Regions from separate parts of the Homo sapiens genome. Here region 2 is linked to region 1. A link is a contact called in ENCODE Hi-C or POLR2A ChIA-PET data. All regions are on one chromosome and are shown on one strand. The core of a region is the stretch at or near the end of the contact, and the rest is flanking DNA. Distances in the headings are between cores, read along the strand shown.

What was found. Hi-C counts contacts between places; a loop is a spot of excess contacts on that map. ChIA-PET counts read pairs that join two places held with the same protein, here RNA polymerase II (POLR2A). Pooled maps may share reads with other maps.
Region 2: a loop to region 1 is called in a map of CD8-positive, alpha-beta T cell, with 7 times the contacts of the local background. The contact joins the promoter of PPM1B here to the promoter of SOS1 in region 1. A Hi-C loop is called at or near these places in 2 of 168 maps with a recorded cell type or tissue (CD4-positive, alpha-beta memory T cell and CD8-positive, alpha-beta T cell), 1 of 37 single-sample maps with no recorded cell type and 8 of 50 pooled maps. POLR2A ChIA-PET finds 5 or more read pairs at or near these places in 1 of 52 experiments (B cell).

The regions. Positions count from the first base shown.
Region 1 is chr2:39,119,276-39,123,163 of GRCh38, forward strand. SOS1 (SOS Ras/Rac guanine nucleotide exchange factor 1) reads right to left here and starts at 1,776. Exons shown (of 23, transcript NM_005633.4): 1 at 1,061-1,776. The coding sequence starts at 1,147. RefSeq lists an enhancer at 646-725 and a silencer at 926-1,645.
Region 2 is chr2:44,166,586-44,170,473 of GRCh38, forward strand. PPM1B (protein phosphatase, Mg2+/Mn2+ dependent 1B) reads left to right here and starts at 2,290. Exons shown (of 6, transcript NM_002706.6): 1 at 2,290-2,689. PPM1B-DT (PPM1B divergent transcript) reads right to left here and starts at 2,207. Exons shown (of 2, transcript XR_940034.3): 1 at 713-2,207. It also overlaps the pseudogene PDSS1P2. RefSeq lists silencers at 1,991-2,320, 2,641-2,850.

The DNA.
Region 1 (3,888 bases), core at 526-3,025:
AGAAATATATGAGCAAATTCTCCTGAAAAACCAAATAGTTTCCACTGTAAGACAGCAAGAGGGACCGGAGGAGAACAGGGCAAAAGGGAAAGTAAAAGTTACTGGCCTTTGAGAAATATCAGACACCTTTTAATGTTTAGCATAAAAGGTAAAACATAATCTCCATTCTTAGTAGAAGCAGTTAGCATGAAACATTCTTTGAGCAGCAAGAAACTGGGATTTAGAAACACTATTAGAAGAGTAAAGCAATCTTTACAGAAAAGGTAAATGAAGAAAAGAAAACAAAAATAGTCTGGTTGTCACACTGCTGCTTTAGAAGCTTTAAAAACGTAAGAACACTTCCTAATTATACTAAAACATTTAAAAGCACAGATCGGGGGTATGTAACTTCAGGTAACAATGTAGCAAACTTAAACATACAAAGGCTAAAAATTCTTAACAAGCCAAATGACAGCACCAAGAATCTCGAACGCTGCAAAAACAAAACAAAACCCCCCTGAAATTGGTAGCATGTGCACCAGCCCCTGTTAATCGGAGGAGCGGGGGAAACCAGGAGAATGAGGAGTGAATACTGACGGCGAGCAGAGCAGGCCACGTTCCTACTGGCAGGCGAGCTCGCAATTCCTTTGAGCAAGCCTTACGGCCAGGGCATTCTCAAGCCACTAAAACCAGCGTACTGGACACCTAAAACGGTAGGCTGACAGCAGCTCCGGGCTAAGACCAAGAAGACGGAAAAGTGGCCTGCTTTGACCTCCGCTGAAAACTGAGGCTCCTCCAACTGTTGTTGTCCTGGAATCAAAGGGCAAAGCATTCACCTCTCAGGGGTTGGATTATCCGGATAAACTCCCCCCGGCTCCCTGCGGCATTCCCACACACCCGGTGGATGTCAACACCGAGAGCCAGCCGTATGAGGGGGGCCTCTCCGTGTGCGCCGTCCTTTTGGAGACGCGGCGAGACCGGGAAGAAAGACGGCCCTGCGCGCGCCCCGCCTCCCCAGCCCTTCCCCAGCGCCCGCGCTGGGGGGCTGCGGCCGGGAAGCGGGGTCCCGCGTGCTCCTCACCTTTTTCAGCGCAGGCACCAGTAGTCCCCGCCACTTGGGCGCGTTCTCTTCGCTGAAAAACTCGTAGGGCAGCTGCTGCGCCTGCATGGTGCCCCCGGGGCGCCTCTGGGCGGGGAGAGGGGCGGCGGCGGCCGGGCCAGGGAGCCGCGAGAGGGCGAGCTCGCAGCGCGGAACAGGGCCGCGGCCCCACCGGACGGCCCGGCCCCCTCCGGGCGCCGCGCAGCCGGGCTAGCCCTGGCGAGGGGGCTGGGGGGCGAGGCCCGCGCCTGGCCACCCACCCGACACAGGTACCAGCCGTGGAGAACGGACGCGGCCCGGAGGCGGCGGCATCCCGCACCACCGCCCCGGGGCCAGGCCCCCCGCCCCTCCCCGGCCCGCCGGCGCCGCCCCGGGCTGCCCTCTGCCGCGGCCGCCGCCCGCCCGCCGGGGCTGCACTCCCGGGCCCGGTCTGGCCCCGCGGCGGAGCTGGCGGCTGGGGGAGGACGTGTGGAGGGACGCTCCGGCCGCGGCGCCCGCTCCGCGTAGTTGGGACTCCGAAACGCAAGAGCCCCGGGCGGGGCGGAGCTGGGGCGGAGGTCTCGCGGGGAAGGGGAAGGACCGGAGGTCGTTGTTGGGGAATCTGGCTGCCCTGAGGTGCCGCCGCGGCCGCCGCCGCCACCGCCGCCGCCGGTGTAGCGCTGGAGCTTCCTACTAGCGAACTGAACCTGCTCGCTACTGAGCATGCGCTGCCGTGCTGGGCTGGTTCGCTCCGGGTTTTCCGGCTCCCGGTGAAGGAGGAGGAAAGCTCGAGAGAGAAAGAGAGAGAGAGACAGGGAGGGCGCCCGGCCGGGCTGTGGCTGCGCTCCTGGGGGCTGCAGGGGAGGGGCGAAGGGGCCCGAGAAGTCGCACCCTGGCAAAGTGGGGCCTGCAAGGGTGGGTGATGACTAGGGTAAAGAGGCTCCCCATTGTGTGGCCTGGCCGTGAGGGCTCCCACCCTTCTCGGAGTCCCTGGGCCCTTCGTTTCGGAAAGGGGTGTGTGTACTTTGTTCCTGAACACGAAGATAAGGACTGCCCAGAGCACGCAATGTATAGTAAACAGACTGGACAAAAGACAGGTGCTCTGTCACGAAACCTACTGCTCAGTATCTGCTGAGTAGTAGAAGTGATTGCGGTGTTTCTAAGTGGTCTTTCCACAAAATAATAAAATGTGTACGTGTAGTATTGATTTTGTGTGAATGTTTTAGATTCCCTCTGTTCATCTTTTAAACCCACTCCAGAAATGAACTCCAGTAAGCACTTTCCTCCAGTGGATATCGAGACCTCTTTTACAGCTCCTAGAGCACTGCACTTATGCCCCTCTCAGGGCGTTCAGTCTATTGTGTTTTGTTATCTTTTGCGGTTCTTTCGACTAGATAATAAACTGGAAGGCAGATCTTTTTCACCAGGGCCTCTACACAGTGTAGAACAGGCACTCAGTCAATGTTAGTGGAATGCTAAAGGAGCAGTATTTATAAACTGTCCCTCCAGGCCACTGTTTGTTTATAATAGGGGCACTTTGTGGCAGACACCTTATGATTTATCATTAATTATCATTTTTTTGAGTATCATCTCATTTAATCCCCATAGCAACCCTATTATTTTCATTTCACCGATAAGAAGGCAGTTTAGAGGAACTAGCCTGGGTTAAAGCTGACATTGTGTCCTGCTATTCCTGAGAACAGTAACCAGGATCACATAAACGAGAAAGGTTCAGTGGTTCTTAATCTTTACAGGACCTCTTTGAAAATCTGGAAAAACAACTCTTAGGTTATTTCCTTTAAAAATACACAGGCCGGCCAGGCGAGGTGGCTCATGCCTGTAATCCCAGCACTTTAGGAGGCCGAGGCGGATGGATCACCTGAGGTCAGGAGTTCCAGACTAGCCTGGCCAACACTGTGAAAACCTGTCTCCATAAGAAATACAAAAATTAGCCGAGCATGGTGGTGGGCGCCTGTAATCCCAGCTACTTGGGAGGCTGAGGCAGGAGAATCGCTTGAACCCAGGAGGCAGAGGTTGCAGTGAGCCGGGATCATGCCACTGCACTCCAGCCTGGGCAACAAAACCAAAACTCCGTTTCAATTCAAAAAAAAATATACACACACACACACACACACACACACATACACACAGACCGGCCGGGCGCAGTGGCTCACGCCTGTAATCCCAGCACTTTGGGAGGCCGAGGTGGGCGGACCATTTGAGTTCAGGAGTTTGAGACCAGGCTGGCGAGACCCATCTTTATTGTTTTATTGAAAAAATAAAAATATACATACTTGGTTTACATTTGAAAAACTCCCCACTTTCAAAGTGTGTGGAATGAAAGCTGGAATTATAGGCGCCTGCCACCACACCCAGGTAATTTTTGTATTTTTATTAGAGATGGGGTTTCACTGTATTGGCCAGGCTGGTCTCGAACTCCTGACCTCGTCATCCACCCGCCTCGGCCTCCCAAAATGCTGTGATTACAAGCCTGAGCCACCGCGCCCGGTCAGCCCTCTTCAAATATTTAAAGGGTTGTGATATGGGGGAAGAGATTGGTTTGTATGGTTCCAAATGAACCAACATCAAGCCTGTACCCCAAACTATTGCTTGGCTTCCCATTGCTCTTAGAATACATTTCAAACTTCTTACCGTACCCCACAAAGGCGTGCATCTGGCTCCTGCTCACATTCTCAATGTTTTCTCACCATTCACAACCTCGCCTCACCACACTCCAGTCACAGTAGCCTTCTGTCTATTCCTAGAAAACAACAACCTGCCTAAAGAACATTGTTCTTCTCTCAGCCTAGAACCCCTAACTGTTCCCTTGG
Region 2 (3,888 bases), core at 1,040-3,539, 5.0 Mb after region 1:
CAGAACTTCAGGAAATGTCTGAGTACTACTTTGATGGAAAAGGAAAAGCCTTTCGACCAATTATTGGGGTGCTAATGGCCCGAGCATGTAATATCCATCATAACAACTCCCGATCCGATGTCCAATTTTCACAAGCTGATTGCTGAGAAGGTTCTAGGCGGCGTCTGTTAAAAAGCATTGCTGTCTGTTAATTTGACATGTGCAAGCCAGCCACCGCGCCATAGCCTTAATTGCAGAAATGATCCACACTGCTAGTCTGGTTCACGATGACGTTATTGACGATACAAGTTCTCGAAGAGGAAAACACACAGTTAATAAGATCTGGGGTGAAAAGAAGATACGGTTTTTTGGTTTTTTAAAATCTCTCTTACCGAATCACATGCTTTTTGGACCGCGTTTGCTTTTTCAGATTTGTCTTATTAAAAAGTAAAATATGCTTGCTCAAAAAACAAAAAAACCCGAATTGCAATTAAGTCTTTGTTTCTGCCGTCCTTATGACGGCCTGGACAATTGTCCTATTACTAAATTTGCCCTTTTCTATAAAACATTGACAGCCCCTAACCTGAATAGCACTCTGTTGGGTCTAAGCTTAAATTGTCTGCCCAAACCATTTTACACCAAAGTAGGAAATAGGTTTAAGTTCTTTTAGGACATTCGGATTAAAAAAAAAATATATATATATATATATATCCTAAGGTAAGTATTAGAATACCTCTATTACACTTTTGTTTCTCGTTTGGAGAATTAACATGGCAGCATCGTCTAATTTGATAGCTGGAGGAGTCATGTCCACTTTCCCCATCGGCCTGTTAAACCCCTATCATTCATTCTTGACTCATCCTGTGTCTTTGTGAAGCCTTTCTTGGTAAACCTATGCACAAGGAAGACCCTTTATGTCGTCACCAGCCCTTGTGCATGTTTCAATTGTAGTACCTATCATCTTGTACTGCGATTGCCTAATTTATTTTTGTATCTCCAGTTCTACATACAGTACCTGGCAAACAGTAGGCGCTCAATAACTGCGAAATGAACAAGTCCATGTCAAGAGACTAGGCTGGGAGTTTTAATATCAATGCCGACTGAGAAACAAAATACGGAAATGTCAAGGGCTGGTATAAAAATAATCTCTAATAGCACAAAATCCTCCTGAAGGGAACACCTGTCCCACTTTCTCACGTTGCTTTCCAGGTTCTTCCGACACCCCAATTTCCCGCCCACTCTTCTCCCTCCGGGGTACAGGTCAGGCAGGTATCCCAGCTCGGCGGCTCTGATAGGTCGGCGATGATTTCATTGTTAGGGAACATCCGGGCCTTTCCCCTCCCCGCAACACCTCCCCAGAGCCCGGCCTTCCCAGTTTCCCACTCTCGCCTGCGCCCCACCCGCGGCTGAAGCAAAACAACCGCCTCTCCCCTGCCCACTTCTTGTCCTCGTCTGAGTCGTCCCTTCCCGTCTCCACGCCGAAGAGAGGCGTTTAGATCCTCCAATGAGGGCCTAGGAGGACTTTCTTAGCCAATCAGTAGCCAAGCCCCTGCAATTCCGGGTGGGACCAGGCGTCCACACCTATAGCTGGACTGCTCGTTGGTCCCTTATGGCGCTTCTTTTACGCGAGGCTTAGAGGTCAAATACAAGGGGGCACGGTCCTCACAGAACGGAAAGGATCCGTACAGACTCTCCGGGTTTGACCGTTTTCTAGGACGAACCAATCGCTTTCCAGATACTTCCCCGCCTTTTGCGCGTTCATTTGAAAAAAGCCGGTGTGACGGACTTGGAAATTGGCTCAGTGACTGACCCGCAAGAAAGCCAGTGACTGGGGGTTCGGATCACGAGTTGGACCAATAAGAAAAGACAATCGCTGGGGCCGGGGCTTTGCTAGGAGGAGCGCAGGTGGGCGTTATTTGATTGACGGAGGGCTCTACTTATGGCTGGTAGCGGGGGCTGGTCCCTGACGTTCGGGAGGTAGGACCTAGCGGAGGCGGGGCCGAATAAAGTAAATGGTAATAAAGGGTTGGGTCTCACTTAGTGGGCGGTGTTTGATGGACAGCTGACCTTGCCTATTGAAAGTAGCCACTGATGCCCAATGGGAAATTAGAAACCCAGAGGCGGGGCCGGGTGGGCGGGGTAAACGAAGTACGGAGGTGCCGAGGGAGCAGCACGGGGAGGGGGAGCGGTGATTGACAAGACTCCCAGCAAACCGGGGGCCGTGAGAGGGCGCGCGGCATCCCAGTGGGTGGCAGCTGGAGGCGGGGCACCCTGAGGGGCGGGGAAGGACTAGGGTGCGGGGAGGGGGTTGCAAAAGGAGCCGAGCGGCTTCTGCTCAATGGCGGAAAAGCCGCCGGTGCTCTGACGGCCTCGTTCCCCTAGCAGTTGCGGGGGAGTTTCCTGCCGGCGCGGCTGGAGTCTCTGATTCTCAGGGTTCGGTGGTTGGAAGATGCTCCAGAGAGACGAGGCTGCGGCGGAGGAGGTGGCGGCGGCCGAATCGGCAACGGCGCTAGGGTGGAGAGAAGGCGGCATCGGCGGCGGCGGCGGCGTGAGGGGCCGGGCGGTGTAAACAGCCCCGGAGGCGGCGGTCGAGACCCCGAGGGGGAAGCGGCGGCTGAGTCAGGGTCGCGCCTCCGTTGGAAACTTGGGCTGAGTACCGCGGCGGGCGCGAGCGAGGCGCCCTAGACATCTTCTCCCTCCCTTGCCTCAGGTAAGGCCGCCCGGCACCCCGCCGGAGGGGAAGCGGCTGACCGGCCGCGCCGCCGAGGCCCCGGGCCCTGGGCAGGTTTTCGCGGTGCTGCCGAGCCGCGGCCGGGGCCTCTGTCCTTCCGAATCCTCGCTGCTTTCCCTGCTGCCGCGGAGCCTAGGCAGGGGAACGCCGGGCCTGGCTCTCGGGTATAGGCCCCTTCCCCGGCCGCCGCCTCCGCTGGGCTGAGGTCTGGGAGAGGCGCAGGGAGAGAATGGGAGTTTGCTGGAACGCCTGGAAGCTGACTGATTCTCTCTTCCCTCCGCTTCAGTCTGCAAGCATCTCTTTCACACGAAAGCACTGGGGCTACCCCAAGCCTTGGCGCTTCTCTTCCTGGTGCATGCCCTGTTTGAAAACACTATCTTTTACCATTCGTTTCCTCATCAGCTTCTGCCCTACTCTGCGCTCCACTTCACTTCCTTGTTAAATCGTCTTTCTCTGCTGTCTATGCGTTCTACCCTCGCCTTCCCTCCTTAGTGGCTTTAAATTGTGTGTTTCTCTTTTCTTCGTACCCCGGCATCTCTTGCCTGTCTTCCCTAGCACCATCCTTTTCGGATGTCATTCCTAACAGTGAAGTTCTTAATTGAAACTGCCACTTATTGTCAGTACCCCAAATCTACCGGAGCCCCATTAAGAGTATAGACTGACTAGCCATATGTGGTAAATCAGTTTTTCATAGTTTAAGCCTAACAACCTTGAAAAAATTGTATTATTAAACGTAAAGTGTGAAAATAACACCGAAAATAATTTTTTAAATGAAGGACTCAGTGAGTGTTGGAAATAGTTATTTCTTCATTTTTTAAACTTGCATGACCTCTCATATCAGATTTAGCAGATCTGGGACGTTTGCCCATCTTATTCGGCAAAAAAAGTGCTTCTTAGGCGTTTGATAGCAGCCCAAATTCATCAATATTCAATTTCTTCTAAGAACAACTTGAAAACTTTTTTAAAAAGAGACGTTAATAACTGGGAAGTTGTTTTGATAGTCACAGTTAAAGAGCTTTTAAAATAGGCTCCACATGTTTAATGTATCAAAATAAAGTTGGCAGGCATGTTGTAAAAGGATTATTTAGGAATTTGAGTAGTCTTAGTGTTATGTAGCTATTTTAGGAAAAACATTCTTTTTCTGTTAACAAACGTTTACAACTACGGTGATGTGAGAA